Linked DNA regions of Mus musculus: region 1 is linked to region 2. A link is a loop called in an ENCODE intact Hi-C map of the cell type or tissue named here. Cell type or tissue: left cerebral cortex. All regions are shown on one strand. Links, peaks and the distances in the headings refer to the core of each region. The heading gives the core; the rest is flanking DNA. Region 1 holds the start of Chst1 (carbohydrate sulfotransferase 1). Region 2 has its middle 28 kb from the start of Slc35c1.

Region 1 (10,415 bases), core at 807-8,806, 110 kb before region 2:
CTCTTTCAGACTCAGTCGAACAAAGCTAGGTCCCTCCTCCAGTGCAGCCTGACTTACTCCCTGCACTAGCATTCCCCAGTGCCACCCTCCCTTTGGAGCCAGGGCCCTTGGGAGAGGGCACTGAGAATCTAAACCCACACCTTGAATCAGAGCCTGCACTGAGCCGACAGGACATGGGGGCGAGGGTAGGAGGAAGTGGGCTAACTTAGGATGCTCAGAAGGGAGCCATTAACCCAAAGCTTCACAACCACTCGGCAAAAAGGGAAATTTGGATTTGGAGTCGGGGAGGGGGTTTTTGCTCTGAGATGAAGAAACCAAGGAGTTAGGGGACAGAGAAGGGGGGGGGGTCCTGATCTCAAAGCTCCAGCAATATTGGGGCATAATCATCAATGGCTTTCTCTCACTTGCACACCCCTCCTCTCCCCACAGATACCATGACCTGGACTGCTGGTCTCGAGCCAACTCACCCACCAGCAAGCAATGAAAGTTTGTCACACTAGGCTCCTGCAGGGGTCCAAGACCAAGGGCATATCCACCCCCTCCTTTCCTGGCAGCTCCCTAAAGACCCAAGAGGGCGGGGAATAGACTAGGGTGGAAGCTTGATACCTCCCTGGTGACTCCAGAGTGTGAGTCATGACGATAGAAGCACTTTGAAAAAGAAACAGGGTCATCAGGATGCCTACAAGTGTGGCAGCTACTGGGGACTGGGGCCTGGGAACTGCCTGCCAGGTAAGATCTCTTTGTGAGACAGCCTGGTCCCATCTAAAGGGCTAAGAAACCCCGGAAAGTATCTCCCTAGCCTATGAGCCCATCTCAACTTGCCTCTTACATCCACTGGTATCCTTGGGTTTCCCAAGTGGCTCCCAGTTCTCTGCTCAGCCAGGATGCTTGCCTCCTGCCTCCACCATAGGTGTCTTCCTATGTCCCTAGGCTCCAGAAGACAGTGGGCTGAATTCCTGTCACTGTTTGGACATGCACCTCCCCTGTCCCAGCCTCAACCTCTCAGCAGTCAGCTATAACATCCCTGGTCCTGGACCCCAAAAGCCTTGGTGTCCAGAAGCCTCTTGCTTAAACGGTTAAGCCCATCAGGAAGTGGGTACTAGGAATGTAATCTTAAAAAGAGGCAGACCTGGAGTAGGGAGAGGTGACATGGTGAGGTACCTGAAATCAAGCCAAGGTGCCATCCTAGCAGGACCTTCCTTCCTCAGATAGCGTGGCCTTTTAACCCATAGATTCCAGCTAGGGCCACTGTCTACTGTTACTGTAAAGTCAAGCACCGTGTCCCTCCCTGGACCCCGAAAGAAGCTGACCACCCCATATCCTACTCAGAGAGGTGCTAGGATTGTTTTGGCCTCGCGTGGGGGGAAGCTCTGCACCGTCAGGCAGCCCTAGTCTCCTAAGGGCCCAGCCTATCACCAGCATAGTAGAAGCCGATACAAGACCGAGGCTATAAGCAAGAGGCCGGGACAGTGCTTTGCCTCAGGGTGTAAGCCTGGTTTGTAAAGTTAGAGGAGGCACGGGAACCTCAGGGTCTCTGGCAACCTCGGCCGCTCGGGTCTAGCAGGCTGTTGCATGATCAACCCGGAGCAGACACCCGAGCGGGTACCGCAGCAGCAGAACAGGAGCCCCGGGCAGACGTTTATCCCAAGTTTGCTGCCCTCACCAGAGGAGGAGGTCAGGAGCGATCGCGGAGCTCTCCGGAGGGCTACTAGCCCCAGCCAACCTCTCCCAGCGCCCAGCACTCTGCGGTCCCTAGCCACCGCCTCCGCGCACCGCCCAGAGACACCGGCCCTGAGCTAGGGGCGTCTCCCGCCGCGCCCGCGCCCCCGCCCCTCCCGGCTGTTGCGGTGCAGTCCGTTCCCGCCTGCCCCGGGGCCCGGGAGACCCGGCCGATACCTGGTGGCGGGCGCGCCGGGAGCCGCTGCAGCGCCCAGCGCTGGCTCCATCCTTAGTCTAGAGTCAGGCTCTCCGGGGGCCCGCGGGTGGTGGTGGCGGTGGAGGTGGCGGCGGCATCCTCCTCCTCCCGCGCCCTGCTCCTCGGCCTCCCTCCTCCCAAGCCTCTTCCTCCGCCTCCGCGCGTCCCTCACGGGCCCCTCTCCATGGCTCGGGGGCGCTAGCTCCGGGTGGCTCGCTCTGCACAGTGCCTTTTCCTGATGAGAGAGAGAGAGAGAGAGAGAGAGAGAGAGAGAGAGAGAGAGAGAGAGAGAGAGAGATCAGGGCCAGGCACCGGGACACCGAGCACTGCAGCCCCAGTCTCCGGAGGACAGCAGCAGCCTCGGAGGCCAGAGCCTCACGGAGTACCCTCCTTGCGTCTCGGAGTCAAAAGCAGCGGTGGTTGCTTCAGCGCCGAGCTAGCGGGTGGCAGGCGCTGCGGTCCCGGCTCCACCCCCAGCGCCGCCCGCCCCCTCTCCGCCCGACCCCGTCAGCGCGCGCCCTCCCGCCCCCCCCCCCCCCGCGCAGCCCAGGCCGGGAGCGCCGGGACACCCCCACTAGCAGGGCTCCGGAGCCAACCCACCGGCGGGCCGAGGCAGCCACACCCCCCACCCTCCACCCCGCACCCCCCACCCCCCACCCCCGAGTTGAGGAGGCCAAGCGGCAGCAGCACGGGTACCTCTTGGCCTGCCCTCTCCCCCTACACCCGCCCTAGCGAAGGCATGGCTCTATCTATGCAGCCAAAGCCTCTGGATACCCAAGTCTGGCTACAGCCCCAACCTGACCCTGGCTCCTTTCCCCAGCCAGGGCAATCAGAGACTCCCAAACCCAGAACTGAAGTCGATATTCCACTACATGCCCCTGCTTCTCTTCCATCACCCACAACTAAAGAAATGTTTCATTTGCCCCAGATCCTGTCATCCCCTTTCAGCAGGGGCTGGGTGGAGCTGGCCAGTTAGTCGGACACTAGAGTTCCTTTGCTAGAGGAAGCTTTCCATCCTGCCCAGCCCCTTCCTCCTAGGCTGCATCTGTCTTCCCAGGTAGTTACCAGTCCACAAGCTGCACTTGTGGGACCAGGACAGCGGCAAAGCCCTGGCACTACAGTGGTCCTTCGTTCTCTGCATAAATATCGACTGAGCATCTCCTGCATGTCAGAAGCACCGAACACTATAGCTAGTGACAAGAGAAACATACCCCTGAGCCCTCAGTGTGGCCTGGAGGAAAAATGAAGCCAGCAGAGGAATGCCTGTGGCCCTGAACTGAAGAGGAGGGAAAACCCACTTCTACCATTGGCCACCAAGGTGTCCATGCGCACAAACCCAGACCCCATCCTGACCTGTTTCCCATCTGAAGATGTGTAGGTACTTTGCAGGGCTCTGGACCAAAGGCAGTAGTAGACTTTGTCCAGAGTGGTAGCGATCGTCCAAAGGAGTGGGCTTCCATCTCCACCGTCTCTTACGTCTCCTAGAACACGATCTGTCCATCCGTCTGTCACTCCTGATACGGTGCAGAGAACAACGGGTTTTTTTTTTGTTTTGTTTTGTTTTTTAATGAGGTTATATTCACCTGGAAGTTCTCAGTGCAGAGGAGCCTTTGTGAGTCTGCTGTGTGACCATGTGATGCAGTCCTCCCCCACCCGTGCCTCAGTTTCCTCACGAGGAAAAATGGAGGTGCTTTTTCTTATCTCCTAGGGCAACAGCTCCCATGTTAGCTTGGGTGGATGCTTACTTGTTCGCTAAGAAGGGAATAACATAATGTCTAGGAGTCTCCCGGAGACCCCAAGGGGCATATCTTCAGAAAAGGCTTCACATGGAACCAGATGACGTGAAGACCTCTGCTCCAAGGGTCCCAGTAGGCCACATGGTCATTTGTCTTGGTTACAGTTGCCAACCCCTAACTATAAACTCCTGTCCCCCACCACCTCCTCAGAGAAGACAACTAACATCGCCTTTCCTGACATCCCTGATGCAGCAGCTCCAGCTGCAGCTGTACCCGGCATCCCCCACCCCCACCTCCACCCTCTGCAGCCAGGGCTATAGGGCACCAGACCTCAGCCCCAGCATCACAGGGCTTTAGTCACTTGCCCACCTCCATGGTAAGTGGCTGTGTTTTGACATGACCAAGAAGAGAAAGCTGGCCTTGCAAGAACACTCCAGGTTTCAGGCCCCTCCCACTTGTCCATGGACAGCCTGCACCCCCCCCCCACCAACCCCCCCCCCCCGTCACCCTGGATGAACCAGAACCATCTCTTTCACCTAGGTTAATCCCTGCCTGAATCTCAGCTACCCCAGAATAGTCCAGGCTTAGAAACTCCTCTATCTCCCACTCTCTGATCCCAGCAAGTCATTTTTCAAACTTTGCTATATTTTGGATGGAGAGGACAGTGAGGTTAAAATGTAAAGAACTGGGGAGAAATATATTTAAACTCTGAAAGTAGACACAGACCTGGGTCCTCAGAAGTACTATGAGTCTGTTCCCAGTTACCTGGGGTTGCCCCCATATAACAAAAACATGTTTCTTAGGTGCCTACTGTGTGCAAGGCGCTGTGGGGGAGGGGATGCAGTGATGCCTCCACTAGAAGAGCATATCAGTTCTCAACCCCCATGGCAAACAGCTCACAAATGCGGGTGGCTCCTGCTCCAGGGGTTCTGACGCCCTCTTCTGGCCTACATCCGCATACACAGACACATGCACACGTAGGCGGAGTTTAAAACAAAAGTGAAAAAAAAAAAAAACAAAAAACAAAAAACCCTTTAGAAAGAGTGGTCACTGAAAATTTGCGTTTTTCTAAGTGGCCTGGGAAGTCAGGTGAAGATGCAGCCTTCGAATGTCTTTCAGGAAGGGCTTCCTGGAGAAGGAGCTAACTCCAGGAACGATAGCTGTGGGGTGGACAGGGCATGCAAGGCAAAGGAGGAAACAGCAAGCAGCCTGCCATTTGACAGACAGTAGCTAAGAAGACTGTAGCAATGGCTGACGTCGGGGCTCTCCCCCTCCCTGAGCCAGGCTTTGAGCTCTTCGCCACATGGGGATTATTTTGTTGGAGCCTCAAAAGTAGCCTGATGTGGCAGGAATTGTCGTTCCCTCTTTTAAGGACTAATGAGTCCTGGGATTTGCCCAATTTGCAGAACTGCTTAGCTACTACACAGTAGCCAAGCCAGGGCACCTCACTGGGGCCACACTGGGCCAGCCTGGCTCAAGGATACTTCCTAAGGAGGGACAGGATGCCAGGTAAACCTGAGGATGGGACTTTCAGAGCCCCCAAACATAGAAGCCTCCTTGAATAGAGCCCGCTCCGTCCCCCAAGAATTCAAAACTACGCATTTTCTCCTCTTCCCCGGCCTTCTGGTCTCAGAGGCGATTGGAAATGGGTTAAGGGGTTTGGGGGTTGGCACTGTGGTGCTTCAATCTCTTTCAGGGGTCCATTTGGTGGCGGTCTGGGCCGCCCTCCTTGTCTCTTCAGTCTGTCGTGGGAGACTGATGGCCCGGGGTTTGACTGAGGATGCGCAGCAGAAGGTCTCCATCCCAGGTCTCCCTGGGACACTGACAAGAATACAAGCTTGCAGAGGGCAAATCCCAGCAGTCTTTCCAAGCCCATCGGCTTCAGTACCTATAGCAAAAGTCCTAACCAGACCCCACCCTGCACAGGGTAGGTAGACCCTGCAGGTAGAGGAAAAGGACTCCTGCAAAGAAACGTCACTCTGTGAGTGCTGATGGAGACACTGAGGTCCAAAGAGGGCAAATGACTTACCCAAGGCCACACAGGAGGCACAGTTAGCCTCAACTCGAGTCTATTGCTTACTGAAAGAGCAAATTCATACTCTTCCTGCTTCTGCCTCTGCCCCGCTTCAGATGCGCTCCTTTTCTGGATAAATTGGAGGGAATGTCTCCATGGATAGACGGAAACAAGTGTTTGAAACCTTACCTGTGACTGGACACTTGCTAGGCCCTCAGCATTACAGAATGTGATTGTTCCCTCATCTTCTCTGTGACCAGAGGTTGCCAGCCCTGGTGCACGCATAGCTTCAACGGGACACACCAGCGCTGAAAACACTTGACTGAGCCCACAAAGTACTCCAGTGGAGGCCCCTTGAAAGCTGCCTCTCTGCTATATGCACAGAACTGTGAATTCCTCAGAGGGACACTGTGCTGTTCCCAGACCAGCCGATCAGCAGCCACCACCACCTGTCATCTGTTGTGTTCTTTGCTTCTGCAGAGGGGGCTTGAAGGTGGGTTTCCCTCCTCCCAAGATGCAGGAAAAGTACCACCTTCCCAGTGCCCTGTGGCACAAAGCAGCAATACTATATTAGTCTCCAGTGACCTTCACAGCAAATAGCTTGTCCTGCTGGCAGCTGTAACCTCTAACCTCTGGTCTCAAATCCAGGCTGAGGGGCCCGGGACAAAAGTCCTCCCTCTTGACTATCTTGCTCCTTCAAGCCACTCCAAAAGAAAGTCCCCTCCTTCTCAGTTACAGAACCAAGTCCCCCTGGGAGAAGAGAGGAAGCCACCAAATCCTGAAAGGGAGGGAGCAGAGAAGTTAATGGGCTTGCTCTGATCAGCCATCTTGTGACACACTTGTTACTGAACAGCTCCCAGCTCCACACCACCCACAGAGGCCCTTGGCTTCCCTGAGTCTGACCAGGAAAGGGAGGCAGAGCGATCCGCAGTGAGGATCAGGACAGAGCAGGCAAACTCCAGGCTCTTATCTTCCTTCCTTCAACCTCACGTGGTCCCGAAAACTCTTGCCAAGGTAAGTGGTATCCAAGTCCCCTAAGTTCCCAAAGGAAGGAGAGGTTGGAGAAAGCCAAATGTCTACTTCCTTCTGAGGAATAAGCCTGCCCTGGCCATCCTTTGAGGAAAAGCCTTTCCCAGCCCATTCATGTTGGCCTTTGCCACGCTTAGCTCTGTGTCCCTAATGAAGATTCAGAGGCCTGGCTAGGGACATGTATGCTCTTGGGACGCAGGGCTTGCTTCCCAAGGGCTACTCCACAGCCTTCCTGCAGGGGGACTGGAACAATGGCCTCAGTCCTGGGTCCAGCTCATTTAAACAGGCTCACCACCACCACCGCCACCACCATTTATCTGGCACGAGAGCCAGCTCCCGAGAAACTGACCTCAGAGTCCCGAGGAGGCAAACACTCTGACCCAAGATAGCAAGGTCTGTAGCCCTGAGACTCTGTCCCTTACCTAACAACAAGATGAGCCTGGGATAGTCTCAGGGGCCCTGAGGTTAAGAGGGTGTTGGAAGTTGGGGACAAATAGCAGAAGAGAGAAATCTCTTTGATGATTATCAAATGAGCTACAGTTCAAATTCTCCTTCTGAGTAGATCTCAGGCCTCTATGGGCTGTTTCCATGCTGAAGGGAGGCCAACCCCGGACGGGGCAGGGGCCAGGACAGGGAGGGAAGACAAGCTCCTGGCCCCAAGGCTTCCTCCTCCTCTGCTCCTGCCCACTGTCCTGGATGAGACACTTCAGCACAGAGTATGTAGTCCAGCTCAGAGCCTGGCAAGTGCCAGAGAGAGGAGACTGTGGGCAATAAATACCATCCACAAGACCTGTGGACAAGGCCTCAAAAAAGTGGCACAGACAGAAAGGGAGGTGCGGTATCTAGGTCCAGGGAGTAGTTCAAGATCTTAGTGCCATACTCTAGGAACAAGAGCCATCCAGAACAGTCACAGACTTCCTCACACTATGAGCCCTCGGGAAGCCTGATCCTTGTCTGATAAGCCCAGGCCTGATACCCCTCCCTGGCCTCTGGCCTGCCCCTTTCTAGTCTTCCCTCTTAACTGCTTATCAGTCCACCTCCCGCATCTCTCTGTCCACCCTCCTTCCTCAAGGGGTTTGACACCTCCTGGTCCCCAATTCCACCTTGCAGCAAACCCTAGCTGGGGTTGAGAAGGTTGGAGGCACTTCTGGAACATTCTCTGCAGGCAGGGGCAACAGGTAGGGCAGGAACAGGTATTGCCTCTAACAGGCAGGAGTCCAAAGGGGAAGGCCAGGAGACAGAGGGAAGGCCATTTTGGAAATCTTGCTTAGGATTTTTTCATCAAAGTAACACCAAGAGAGTCCTGAAGAAGAGAAGACATGGCGATGGGACTCTCTAGACTCTTGCCTCCATGGGACCTTCAACTGGGCTGCCCACATTCACTCATCCCAGGAGACAGATGTCGAAAGCAGATGTCCAGAGCAAATGTCTCTAATTTGGACTGCAGCCTCTTTTCTCAAGGGACCACCTCAGAGGCCATCGTCTGCCCTGACTCTGGGGAGCTAAGGCAGTGCAGAGTATGGTGGGAACCTCATCGATTCCCCTGCCAGGCCAGGAGGAGCTCAGACTCTCTCCCTTCCTCAACTGCCACTTCACCCTCCTCATCCAACAAAAACAAGACCCATATCATATCTTCTAGCTCCCTCGGGGTGCAAACTTCCTCTCCATCAGATCCAAGGCCCAGAGATGCCTGGAAGGCTGGAAAAGACCTACTATGGTCAGACCTCTATAAGCAGTACCACAGAGACTAAAAAGATGTCCAGGAATCCAGAGTGTAACGCTTAAGTCACCCATCAAGGATATCTCCCATTCCTGAGTCGTTAGGGTCACCTGGAGACTCTTCCAACCAAAATCGCTGAACTCAGATTACAACATCAATACCATCCGATCCAGTCCCCACCACAGCTGCAATAATGGTTACATTAGGAGACAGTAGGCATGCAGTCAAAGCGCCTCCCTTGCCAGACCAAAATCACCCCCTTCCTCTCTAGTTGTCCTCCCTGACAGGGATGGCCAGCTCTTGGGCAGAAGACTGCGGTCACTTCTCCCACAGACAGCCCAGGCCTAGTCACTGCCACACCTGCGGGGCTCTGGGAACTAAGCCCAGGAACAATAGGGCCATCCACTCCACCTGACCTGTGCATAGTGACCCTCTTGTTCTGCTTTAGTGTCGAGACAGTATGTTAAGTGTGTTCACATTGAGGGGTAGGGGTGGAGCATGGAGAACTGAAGAGTCCAAGCAGGACAGCAGATGGAGCACCAGGCAGGGATTTATAACAACAGCAGCCACCTTTATTGAGCAATTACTGTATACATGCATTATCCTCACAACACCCTGTGATGCAGTTCCAGCAAAACACCCCAATAATATTTGTTGTTGCCAGGGCCTTGTGCATGCTAGGCAAGCACTCTACCACTGAACTACATCTCCAGCCCTTATACCACATTTTAAGGAAAAGAAAACAGGGGTGATAGTGACTTCTACACCGCAGGCTTAACTAGGAAGAAGCAAATGGGGGGGGGCTTTCTGAGACCCCATTCTTAAGGGTTGCAGTCAGATGGGTGTGACTGAAGAGGTCCACTGAAGAACCTGGCAAAATAGGAAAGAACACAGTCTGGGTTGCAGCCATGAGATGGAACTTTTTCCAGGCGCAAAATTAAATTTCCAACAAAGAAGTGCTTTGGATCCTCACATAGGTCTCCCAAAATAGTTCATTAAGTGGAAAAGAACAGCATGCAAGATATTATGATGTTATGTTGCAGAGAAATATTCAGGCACATATTCTAAAGTGCCATCTATACATGTCTACTTGTGTGTGTGTAGATCGCCTCCACTTAGACTCACAGAAACCACATCTGCTCTGGGGCGAAGAGCACCCTGGCTCCCCGACAGAGAGGCAGGAGGAAACGTTTCCACAGGACCAGCTTTTGCTTCACCCACGGGAACAAATCACTTACTCAAAACACAAGCCACCACAGAGCCTGGGCTGCAAGTTTCCAGCTATTATTTCCAGTGGTTTTTGTAACTGATATTGTCACACAAGCCCTTCTGGCTATGGCTACTCCCCCGCCCCCAGTCCCCAGCCCACAGTCAGGGCTGACCTCCACTCTAGTCTCTCTAGAACCCACCTGTGACCAAGAGACGGACCCAGGTTAAAGCACCAGGGCAGCTACAGACCTCATAAAGCCGAGCAAGCCCCAGACCCCTGAGTGAGATGTGAGCTGTAGGATGTTGATATTTTCATACTGTTTTCCCAGCTGATGGTGGACTCTCCAGGTTACTGCAAAGCCCTGTAGCTCGAAGCCAGCATCTCTTCCTCCTCCCTGGTGTCTTCAGATAAACCTGAGCTAACAGTGGCCTAGGCCTAAGGACATTCCAGAAATCCAGGCTGAAAGGCTTATAGAAAATTGTCACCTAAGTTAAGAGACAGGACATGAGAAGAGAGGCAGGGAAGCTTATACTGACCAACAGCTAAGCAACAAGGCTTCTTGAAACGATCAAGTGTGATTCACTGTTCCCAGTTCAAACCCTGTTCCCACCAATGTTCTGGCCTTCAGACCTTAGACAAGCATGTCCATTCCCTTGCACCTGCTTTCTTATTTTTTGTAAGAAAATGATGACCTACCATGAGGACACCTGAGTCAACGGTTACCTAATCCCTGAGCCTGCCACGGACCATGAAACTCTGCCTCATGACTGTTCCCAGGTTTCTAAACCTGT
Region 2 (10,415 bases), core at 1,625-9,624:
CGGGACTGGAGTGATAGATGGTTGTGAGCCTCCATGTGGGTGCTGGAAACTGAACCCAGGTCCTTTCAAAGAACACCATTGCTGTTCATCACTGAGCCATTTCTCCAGCCTCAGAAATCTATACTTTCAGTAATTTTGAAACTTGTGTGGCAGTCCCTTCAGAAGTTAAACTTGGAGGCCAGAGCCTCTAGGTGCCAGAACTATACAGAGTCTGTGAGGAAGTTAAGAAGTATCTACAAGAAGAAGTGGTATGTGAAAGGTGAATAGCCCAAATGTCCGTCAGGTGGTGCACAGACAGTGTGGTACTGCCCCTCCACCCACCCACCCACCCACCCACTCGGTTATTATGTGGCTTCAAACAAGGAATGAGGTGAAGTAATTTGTATCAACGTATAGATGAATCTTGATTTAAGAAAAAAAAAGTGCATACAAGAAAGAAGCCGTTCATTCCTGGCATGCAACTCCACTTGGTGGCATTTCCAGAATGAGTGCCCAGAGCGCTTACCACCTGCTGAAGAAGGGGACAAGAAGGAATAGCTGCTGATGGAGAAACGGTTCTTCTTGGGAACATAATAAAAACATTCCGGAACCAAATATGGCAATGGTTGCGCAAGCCTGAAATGCACTAAATTCCATGCTGTCAACTGTGTGTGGATTATATTAAAAATAGCCCACTCTCCAGCATCTTACCCGGTGGAGTGTATCCATGCTAGAGAAGATGAAGCAAGAAAGAAAATAAAGAGGACAGAGGGGGAGAGCCAAGAGCTAAGCAGCAGATAGCGCTGGAAGAGAGCCCACAGCCCAGTGGTCTGCGCTCCAGTCAGAGCTGCAGCAGGCGAGTGAGCGCCTGATGCCTGGCTTGTTGACAGAAGGATCCCACGCTCATTCCCCTCCCTTCAGATTTCCCATCTTAACGCCCTGCAGTCTCAGGGACCCTGCCATGACTCTAGGGCTTGGCTGCTCCAGTAGAGCTCATCCAGCTTGCAGAGTCGTGGGTCCGTCCCTGCCTTAGTAACACATAAGCAGACACAGCGATGTACACCTGTAAGCCCAGCACTTTGTGGGTAAAGACAGGAGAAGCAGGAGTTAAAGATCGTCCTCAGCTATGGAGAGAGTCTAGGTCAGCTTGTGATATGCGAGACCTGGTCTAAAAAGAAATTAAACAGAAAACGAAAAGGAACAAACAAAATCCTCCAAGAAGACAGTAACAGTAAAATTCATGCCAAGTTGTTTCTCACTGGCAGAAGGTAGGCAACTGGGAGCCTGGGGAGATGGCTTATCAGATAAGCCTGAGGGCCTGAGTTCAGCAGCTATGTATAAGCTACGGGCACAGTGGTACATGCCTTTGATTTCAGCAGAAGTGGGCAGGTTTCTGTGGGCTTGAGGTCCAGGTCTATATAGTGAATTCCAGGCCAGTCAGGGCTACATAATGAGACCCTCCCCCATCTCAAAAAAAAAAATGCTGGATGTGGCTATGCACCTGCTAAGTCAGGGCTATGAAGGGGCAGAGACAGGAGGACAGGGGTGGAGGGCTGGCAGTAGTCTAGCTTCAGGCTCAATGGGACTGGATCTCACAGGAGTAAAAAGGTAGAGAGATGTAGAGCAGGACACACGGCATGGTCTCCATGCATGCACAGACACATACCCTACATACAACACCACATATACATGCAGATAGAAGATAAAAACAGATACTAATGGCAAAGAAAGTGGGAGCACATATCTGCTAAGAAGTGCTATATCATAGTCGTGATTGGTCACGTGGAGGGACACAGGGAAGAAGGGAGTATCTGGCACTTAGTGGAGAGTGGGGGAGTATAAAGGCCACCTGGGGTGGGGACACTTAGCTCCCTGAGGACAAAACTTTCAACTGACAAACTGGATCAAACTGGATCGTCTCCAGTCTCCTCTCTGACGTCAGTATTCACTGCCAAGGGAAAAATAAGTCAAATGCCAGGGAGGGCCCAGCACATGCCTCCCCAGACCCACAGTCAGCATCTCCAAGACAAGGCCGATCCCACATGCCTCACAGAAGGCGTGTTACCTCAGAGATGAGTGTCTACACCTAACACGCATGATCTCAACCTGACATTGAAGAAAATCTTGGCAAACCCACGCAGGAATCTTTCATAACAGAAATGACCAGTGCCCTCTCAGAGGGTCCAGGTCATGCCAGAGAAGAGCCAAGGCCCTGCCAGAGCAGATCGGAGCTGTGAGCACTGCCTGCTGCCTGAATCCTGGCCTGGATCCCAGAAGGGAAAAGGGCCATTGATAGCAAAGACGGTGAGATCTGAATAAAGTCTGCGCATTCACGGATGGCATCACACCCAGACGATTTCCTTGGTTTGGGTCACGGTGTTCTGATGACATGAGGTGTTAGAGAAGGAAGAAAGGATGGAGAAAGCACTATTGCTGAGTGAAAGTCACTCGCTCTGTAACCTCACTGACTTTCCTCCAGGTCTAAAACTGTTTTGAAATTAAAAAAAAAAAAAAGTCAACATATCCTGCGATTTGAATAAGGGATTTTTAAAATCAGCCGAGCACTGGCTGTTATCTTCGGTATGAGACTGAGTGGTGTTCGCCCCGGGTTCAGGTCCCTCTGCAATCACAGCAGATAACTGGGGCTGGAAAAGGGGTGAGGATCTTTTCAGGTGTAACTAAGCTGTGGTCAAACTGCAGTAGAATGGAACCTGGTGGCAGGTGTCTTTGCAAGAAGGCCTTTGAACACACATGCACAAACTCGGAGACCCCTATGTCAATGGCCACAGAGATCTACAAGCCAAACAACACTGAGCATCTCCGGTAACCAGCAGATGCTATGGTAACCAGCAGATGCTATGGAGAGAACGCTGGCTAGGTTCCTATTGAGAAACTGCAATGGAAGAACCCCCTCGCCTGGATATCATGCTTCCAGCTTCCAGACTGTGAAGGAATACACTTCAGTTGTCTGCAGCACTTGGGATTGTGTTACAGTAGCCCATCTCACCCGTGGTTTTGCTTTCCAAGGTTCAGTTATCTGTAGCTAGATGCAATTCAAAATAGCAAGTGGAATATCCCAGAAATATACACTTGATAGGTTTCAAACATCTTGAGATTTCTAAGTAGGAACATGGAATCTTATCCTGCCCCACTCTCTCAACCTTTGCTCAGAGTATCTACACTGTATACACTACCCACCTGTTAGTTACACCGCTGTTTCTGCCATGGGATTGATTTCCACAGTATCACTAGCCTTATGCTATATGCAGCGTGCCCATACTGTATACTACCTGCCCACTAGGTACTTAGCCATGACTTTTATTAAGTTTACTATCATAATCAGTTTTTAAAGCTTTATTTATTTATTTTATGTGTATGAGTACACTGCCACTCTCTTCAGACACACGAGAAAAGACCATCAGATCCCATTACAGATGGTTGTGAGCCACCATGGGGTTGTTGGGAATTGAACTCAGGACCTCTGGAGTAGCAGTAGCAGTGGTTAAGTTAGTTCTTAACCACTAAGCCATCTCTCCAGCCTCCAGGGCTTATGTTTTATATACTATATCCACACTGTATACAGTACCTTTTAGGCACTTAGCTATCTCTGTCATCTAATCGACTATCATAGTATTATATGTGTACACACACACACACACACATACATACACGTAGTATTATAGGGTCTGTGTTTTCTTCAGTGCAGCCACACTGAGGCACTTAGTTGTCTCATAAACATTATCGTGTCACAGCTTATGTCTAAATAATCTTTGTTTTACTTGATATAGCAATCTTAGTTCATCATTCATTATTGTTGTCTCTTTCTGTATCTAATTTATAAGTTAGACTTTACCACAACTATGTATATAGAGAAGAAGAGTATAGCATTCATAGAGTTCATTATTGTCAGTGGTTTCAGATATTCATGGGAGTCAAGAATCCATCCCTTGAGGATACAAGAGAATTCCTTCCTGTGTTGCATCAGTCCTAGCAGTGTAGCACACTCTTGGTAGCACCCCTCCTGAGGCCCTGTACTCCTACTTGGCCTAGGACGCCCCCTATAGGCCAAGGAGAGGCCCTCCTCACAGCCTGGTTGGCTGAGGAAATCCAACATACTCCTTATATAATGCAACCTCTGAGGTCGGTAGGTGCCAGGACAGTGGTAGGGTTCTCTCCTCTGGCTTTGCCTGGCAAAAGGAAGATAAATGGTTACTACTAACTGTTGTCTTCCAGGAGAAACTGTGCCGTTAGACCTGAATGGGGGGAGGGAGCCATCATGCTCCAGCAGGGGGGCCAGCCTCTGTATGGGAGGCAAGATGGACAGACAAAGGCGCAGGTCCAGCGAAGAGCGCCTGGATCAAGCTGCACCCGAAACGCTCATCGCTTCTGGACTTTTTCGACTTTTCTAGTTTGAGTCAGAGAAGTTTCCTCTTTCTGCTCCCGAGACTGAAAGAGCCCTGTCTCAGGTAGAGCTAAATGCCCAGAGACTGAGCCATCAACAGGCTTAGGACCATCACCATACCTCAGCTCTGTTTCCGTGCTGCCTTCTCTCTTAGGCTGGCTCTGCTTTCCCATCCAAAGATAACGTCTAAAAGTCCGAATCCAGCCGAGCCACTTCCGTGGGAGGAATAGTTCTTTACTGGTCAGCGTTTATCACACCAGTGCTGTGTAACAAGCAGTTCTGAAAGCTCAGTCACTGACTACAATTTTTCTTTTCACTCTCATAAATATGTGGGTCATGGGTCATGCTGAACTCCAAGCTTCAGCTGGCCTTAGTGAACTCTCCGTCCTGAGCCTCCCAGGGGAAGCTGCCATGGCCAATGGGGCAAACGCCCCTCAAAGTGGCAGTCAGGGGGAAATCACGCATGGTGCTTCCTTCGGGTCTGACTGGCTTGTCACTGCTGGACAGTTTCCATAGACAGAAGCAGAACAGACGGCAGAGCCCTTGGTGGCTCAGAGGGGAAGCCTATCTCCCACTGCAAGGACAGCAGGGAGGACCGAAGGGGCCTTTGTCCACAGACAATGTTATCTTTCTCAAGAGAATTTCCTTGAACTAGGTCCCTCAGCTGATGCAGGGTGCCTACCCTCCCTGTTGTGCCTTGGCAAGAGAGAGGTCGGGAGGCTCACAGGGCACCGTAGCCATCATCAATGCAACAGAGCCTTTGTAGGCAGTCAGTCAACAAATTCGTGAACTGCCTAGACTGGCACTCAGTGGCTCTCAAGGCACATGTCCGTCTGCTGAGAAAGTTGGGGAAAGCACAGGTTCCATGTTGGTGGGTCTAAGCAGAGCCTGGAAGTCATTTCTATGAAGACCCCACTGGGTACAAAAAGACCAGATGAGTCTCTCAGCCTTCAAACACTACTTTTGCATCTGCAAAATAGCAATCCACCTGCCATGTAGACTGGCAGGGCTGGGACGTGGGATGCGGTGCATGGCGGCCTAGCCATTGCCCTTCATCCACCCTACGCTCCCCAACTCCCTGCCTCCAGGAAAGAGCTCACAGTCTGGCAAGTATTGCTGCATTTCCCATTAACGGCCCTAAACGCTCCCTGTAATACCGTTGATGTGATCCCCAAGACTCAATTACAGTTATCAGGCAATTAGGCGCACCACAGCGAGGTGATTGCAAAATTAATGCCGGCCCCATCCAGCGGCTTTGGATCTTCCCATGATTCCACCATCCCACATCTGGGAGATGACAGCTGATCTCCCTAGGAGAAAAACTGTTCTTAGGAGAGAACCCTACAGCTGAGAGCCCTCACTTGCTGAGGGGCTGCAGAACAGGTAAAGTAAGGCAAAGGCAAGCAGGCTGAGCTGGGCAGCTGTCCATGCCTTCCTGACTGATATCATCCCCTTTTAGAGAGAGAAACAAGTCCTCCCTGCCTTCAGTTGTTAGGAAAATAGTCTGTGTGTTGCCTCACTGGGTCTCCAGGGGCTCCTGTCTGAGCCTCTGTGTCCTCAGCTGGGAGGGACAGGGATAGTAAGTCATGGCCAGCCTGTGAATTGGACCAGAGGGCAGTATGAAAGGGGATTCGGAGTTTGCTGTGGACAGCTCCATGTCTTAGTGACCATCTGCACCCTCAGGGGACACTTCGCAGGTCTCTGTCCTTGGGTGACCATGGCACAGTCGTGTTTAACCCCCTTTGGGAGACAGAAGTTTGCAGGTATCTGGATGCATAGAAAGGAGAATCAACTTCTGAATGTGGATTTAAGTGAACTTTGACCCGTACTGTTAATGAAAACAAGGCACACACATGCATGCTCACTGGTGACACCTTAGAATCAATCCCCTAGCCTCCAGGCTCAGCCCCACCAGACCCTTTGTAGTTGAGCCTGTGGTTCCACAACTGTCCACAAGACGGCGCTCCCACTCTAGTAGTCCCCGGACCCTAATGCATTGCTATTCAAAACGGAGCCAGGACTTGGTTGTCAAAAGAGAGAAAACGCGGCTGCGGAGGGGAGGGCGAGTGTTCTAGCTCCCACCCAGTGATCCCTGCCCTATTTCTTACAGCGAATTATGGTCTGAAACAGGGAGTCGGGAAAATCTGTAGTCACCATCCTGTTTGGAGCTTAAAGACAAGGGAAGCCAAAGTTATGAAAAGTGAGTTTTCGGGTTTTTCAGACGATCCCTCAGTTACTGACTCTGTGGCCACAAGTAGATTACGTAGCTTCTCTATCCCTCTGTTTCCTCAGTTCCTCCCCAGTTTCTGTGCAAACCCACTTAACATCTACAAGTGTCTATATATTCAGATCACTGGCTGCTTTCCTAATGCAGGTCTCATTTCAGCAGCGACACACACACACACACAGAGGCACACACACATAAGCACAGGTACACACACAGAAGCACACATGTGTGCAAATTAACATGCACACACATGCACAGGTACACATATACACCCAACAAGGCCTCCCTGACCCTCTCTGCTGATACTTCTTGTGACATGAAACCGTCACATTGCTTGGGAAATTTGTTTTGTATGTTGATTTAGTCTTCTCCTGGACGGCGCACTTTTAATGGAAGTAAGACCTGAGTGTCCTCGTCCCTGAAAGGCGAGGACGCGCATGATATCTGGTGGATCCCAAAGCCCAGGCAATCTCTCCCGCTCTGCCCAGCCGGCGGCGGCTTTAGCTCTGTGCTGGTGCTGCCCTCCAGTGGCGCTGGGCCCATGACACCTGCTTTTTTTAGTGTCCAAGCGTAATCTTTTCATCCCCTCTATCTACATGGGTCCACCACTAGCCCCGAGGCTCTGTAGAAAGTGGTGGAGAAGGTGGGACCTTGTCTCCCAATGATCATCTCACCTAAGTCTGAATTGCAAGCCCCTGAGAAAAATAAGCTTAATGTCAGAAGACCCCTTGGGGCCGACTTAATAAATACGGTGTCTGTCTTTACATAAAACCCTGCAGGGGCCAAGCCAGTCTGACTCTATTTTACTGATGAAACTCTAAGACCCAGCATCATACAAAGATAAAATTGTCTGGCCTGGGACTGAAGAGATGGCCCAGCCGTTAAGAAAGCTTGCTGTTCTTGCAAAAGATCCAAATCCGGCCCTCAACATTTCCGTCGAGCTACTCACGACGACGATCTGGAACTCCAGCTCCAGGGCATCCGACACCCTCTTATAGCCTCTACAAGCACACACAAACACGAGGCATACGAAGAAATAAAAAATAAAAAATTTAATTGCCTGTCCTAAAGGACCTGAGAACTCGCTCCTCCACCCTCCACCTTCCAGGCACAGGGCAGCTGCACCTTGTGCAAAACCGCGGCCGCATAAACCGGTCCCTGGAGTGGTATCTTTCTTCTGTAAGACTGCCATTTCTTTTTCCCCTCGACATTGTCACTAAATATTTCACTGAGGATCTGCAGGAAATTAGGGCGGGCCGTCTTCATAGGGTCAAGTCGCATCTTTCTTTCCAGAGTTATTGGTTTTTCGGGCCACCATTTCATCACTTATAGAGCGCTCAGATGACAACGTTACAAGACACAGATAAGAGATTCCCATGTCGGTGGCTGTGAATGTGGGCAGTGGTAAGCTGGGGCAGGATTCGCTCACAGAATTTACAAACTGCGACGCGCGTAAAAGAGAGCGCATGCGCTGCCGCTTTGCCTATGGCGGGTTTGCAGTCCCCATTTAGTAACCCACTTGGCGCCTCCAACTCACGGAACTTGGGCAACGCTTGGGAGGCTGTTCTGGTGGTTTTGTTTGTTTGGTTTTTACAGAGACTATTGCTTTGTGATCAACTTCACTCAAGCAAATTACACAAAGCCACATAGTTTCGGTTTCAGACAGGTCTCACCCTACTGCGTTTCCCTGGTTCTGCCCTCACCACCATCACCACCACCACCACCACCACCACCACCACCACCACCACCACCAGAGGAGGTGGGATAAAGAAGACTAACTTAGCAAATTCCAGCCAATGCCAGGCCGTGTGAGAGTTGGCTGTGACTGTGTCCCCTGCATATAATTTGGTTGGCCCAGCTGTCAGGACAACTGGTGATGCTGCACGCTGAAGAAGGGGGGCCACCCATCCCACCTGAGGGGCCGGAAGGGGCTTTTGGTTCGTGTTGGGTGGGGGAGGATAGAAAGAGACCATAGGAAGAGAGACAGTCTGAGTTTGAAGTATGTGTAGGGTTATCTACGTTCCTACACTGCCAAGAGGGGCTCCTCAGCCCAGCCTCTGGGGCTTGGCCCTCTAACCTTCCCAGGCTAGCCCCAAAACAGGGCACTCTAGGGAAGAAAAGGGACAGGCAGCCAAGCCAAACTTTGAACCAACTGGTTTTGCTTGCATATAACCTTGAACAAACCTCTCTGCAGACTCTGTCTCCCTGCACCTCAGTTTCTCCCTCCCTCTTTAGAATGGGGAGAACAGTATCATCTGCTCCCCAGAATAAAGCAAACGAATCACAAGAATAGCCCTCCTAAGGGAGGGCAGGAGCCCGGCTCTGACTTCTCACCTCTGAACTGGGTCTGCCTGAAGGGGAGATGGACCAGCTCCAGGGGCCTCTTCACTCTCAGCTGCCCCAATTAGCCTGCTCCTCCCAGCTGCCCCCTTCCCAACACCGCGGAAAAGATGCAGGAGCACTTAGTGAGTATAGGAGGTTGGGGATTGTCTTAATCAGGATTTCAAAACACCACGACCAACTTGGGGAAAAAAGGGTTTATTCAGTTCACACTTCCACATTTCTGTTCATTACCAAAGGAAGTCAGGACAGGAACTGAAACAGGACGGGATCCTGACATCAGGAGTGGATGTAGACACCACAGAAGAGTGCTGCTTACTGGTTTGCTTCCCCTGGCTTGCTCAGCCTGCTCTCTTGTAGAACCCAGGACCACCAGTCCAGGGATGGCACCACCCACAATGGGTTGGGCCCTCGCCCTCTTGATCACTAATTGAGAAAATAAATGCCTTATAGCTGGATCTCATGGAGGCATTTTCTCAACTGAGGCTCCTCCCTCTTTGATGACTCTAGCTTGTGTCTAGTTGACACAGAACCAGGGACACTCGGGTGTCCCACTTGTCCAGTCCCTCACTAGTAAATAGCATCAGCTAGGGCAAAGGTCGTGGCCAGAGCTGGGACTTGCTGCCTGGAAGAAAAGGGGCTTTACTTCCTTTCAAGATCCCAGCTCTCCTCAGAGCTCTAAATCCCCAGATTACCAGACCTCAACGTTCCCATCTGAAAAATGGGATGCCTTAGATTCTCTTGCTGTTTCAACTTTGACTGCCCCGGATGTCTGAACTTGGGGCTCTCACCCCTCCTAGTCCTCCAATATGTTTCTTTGTCTCCCCTTCTTGTGTCTGTTCTGTCATGAACCCCTCTATTTCCCCTCTGCTGCTCAGAGCTCTCAGGCCCTGCCTAGATACATCTGTGACTCCACACACTCTTGTTCTCTTTTCTCTCATCAGCCTCAAGTCTGCTGTGGTCTGGTGCCCCTCCTCATTACTGCGACCCTTCTCTATGCCTGGGCTTCCACACTGATCTGAAAGGTTTCAGGTTTGAGATTCAAGAGGGACACTGAGGCAGATTGTCCTTTGGGTAAGAGGGTCATCAAAAAAGTTGCTGATGCTGTAGACAGAGCACTCTGAAGAAAGATTAGGCACTTCACACAAGGGCCCCTTCTACACTGAAGACGGATGGTGATTATGCAATGCATGATTGATAGGTAGTTTGTGGTATGTGTTTACAGTCAGGCTGCCTCTCAGGGTGAGAGGTCTAGTGTCTGTACTATAAAATCAACTCTGAGGACAGAGAGCAGGCATCTAGGAAAAGAAAAAAAAAAAAGTTAATGGAAGAGATTTGTAAGATGACCCAGCCCTCAGTTACAGTCCTCTGCACCAGGGGCTGCACTAGAGCACAGCAGTTCTCTCCCAGCCTCCAAACACCAAGAGAAGACAATGGAACAGGAGAAAGAATCAGGCAGGCTAGCTC

The links. Hi-C counts contacts between places; a loop is a spot of excess contacts. Peaks named below come from ENCODE experiments on the same cell type or tissue, not always from the same donor. Only the 100,000 strongest peaks of a DNase experiment are listed, where the experiment ranks them.
Region 1: it touches region 2 in a loop (6-fold over the local background); 17 of 42 quality-filtered maps call a loop at or near these places.

What each region holds. Positions count from the first base shown.
Region 1 is chr2:92,591,630-92,602,044 of GRCm38, reverse strand. It overlaps Chst1 (carbohydrate sulfotransferase 1), which reads right to left and starts at 2,338. Exons shown (of 3, transcript NM_023850.2): 1 at 1,897-2,338. Mir7222 (microRNA 7222) reads right to left here and starts at 7,443; the gene lies at 7,369-7,443. Mir7221 (microRNA 7221) reads right to left here and starts at 9,839; the gene lies at 9,768-9,839. In left cerebral cortex, for the core only: CTCF peaks have their summits at 4,602 (motif pointing left) and 6,949; DNase peaks (open chromatin) are centred at 2,266, 2,841, 4,570, 4,938 and 3 more places; H3K4me3 peaks cover 1,931 bases; H3K27ac peaks cover 2,150 bases.
Region 2 is chr2:92,482,525-92,492,939 of GRCm38, reverse strand. No RefSeq gene overlaps it. Among named protein-coding and RNA genes, the nearest start is that of Slc35c1, 28 kb to the right of the region's middle. In left cerebral cortex, for the core only: CTCF peaks have their summits at 4,045 (motif pointing left), 6,328 (motif pointing right) and 7,133 (motif pointing left); DNase peaks (open chromatin) are centred at 2,872, 6,351, 7,112, 8,075 and 1 more place; H3K4me3 peaks cover 285 bases; H3K27ac peaks cover 700 bases.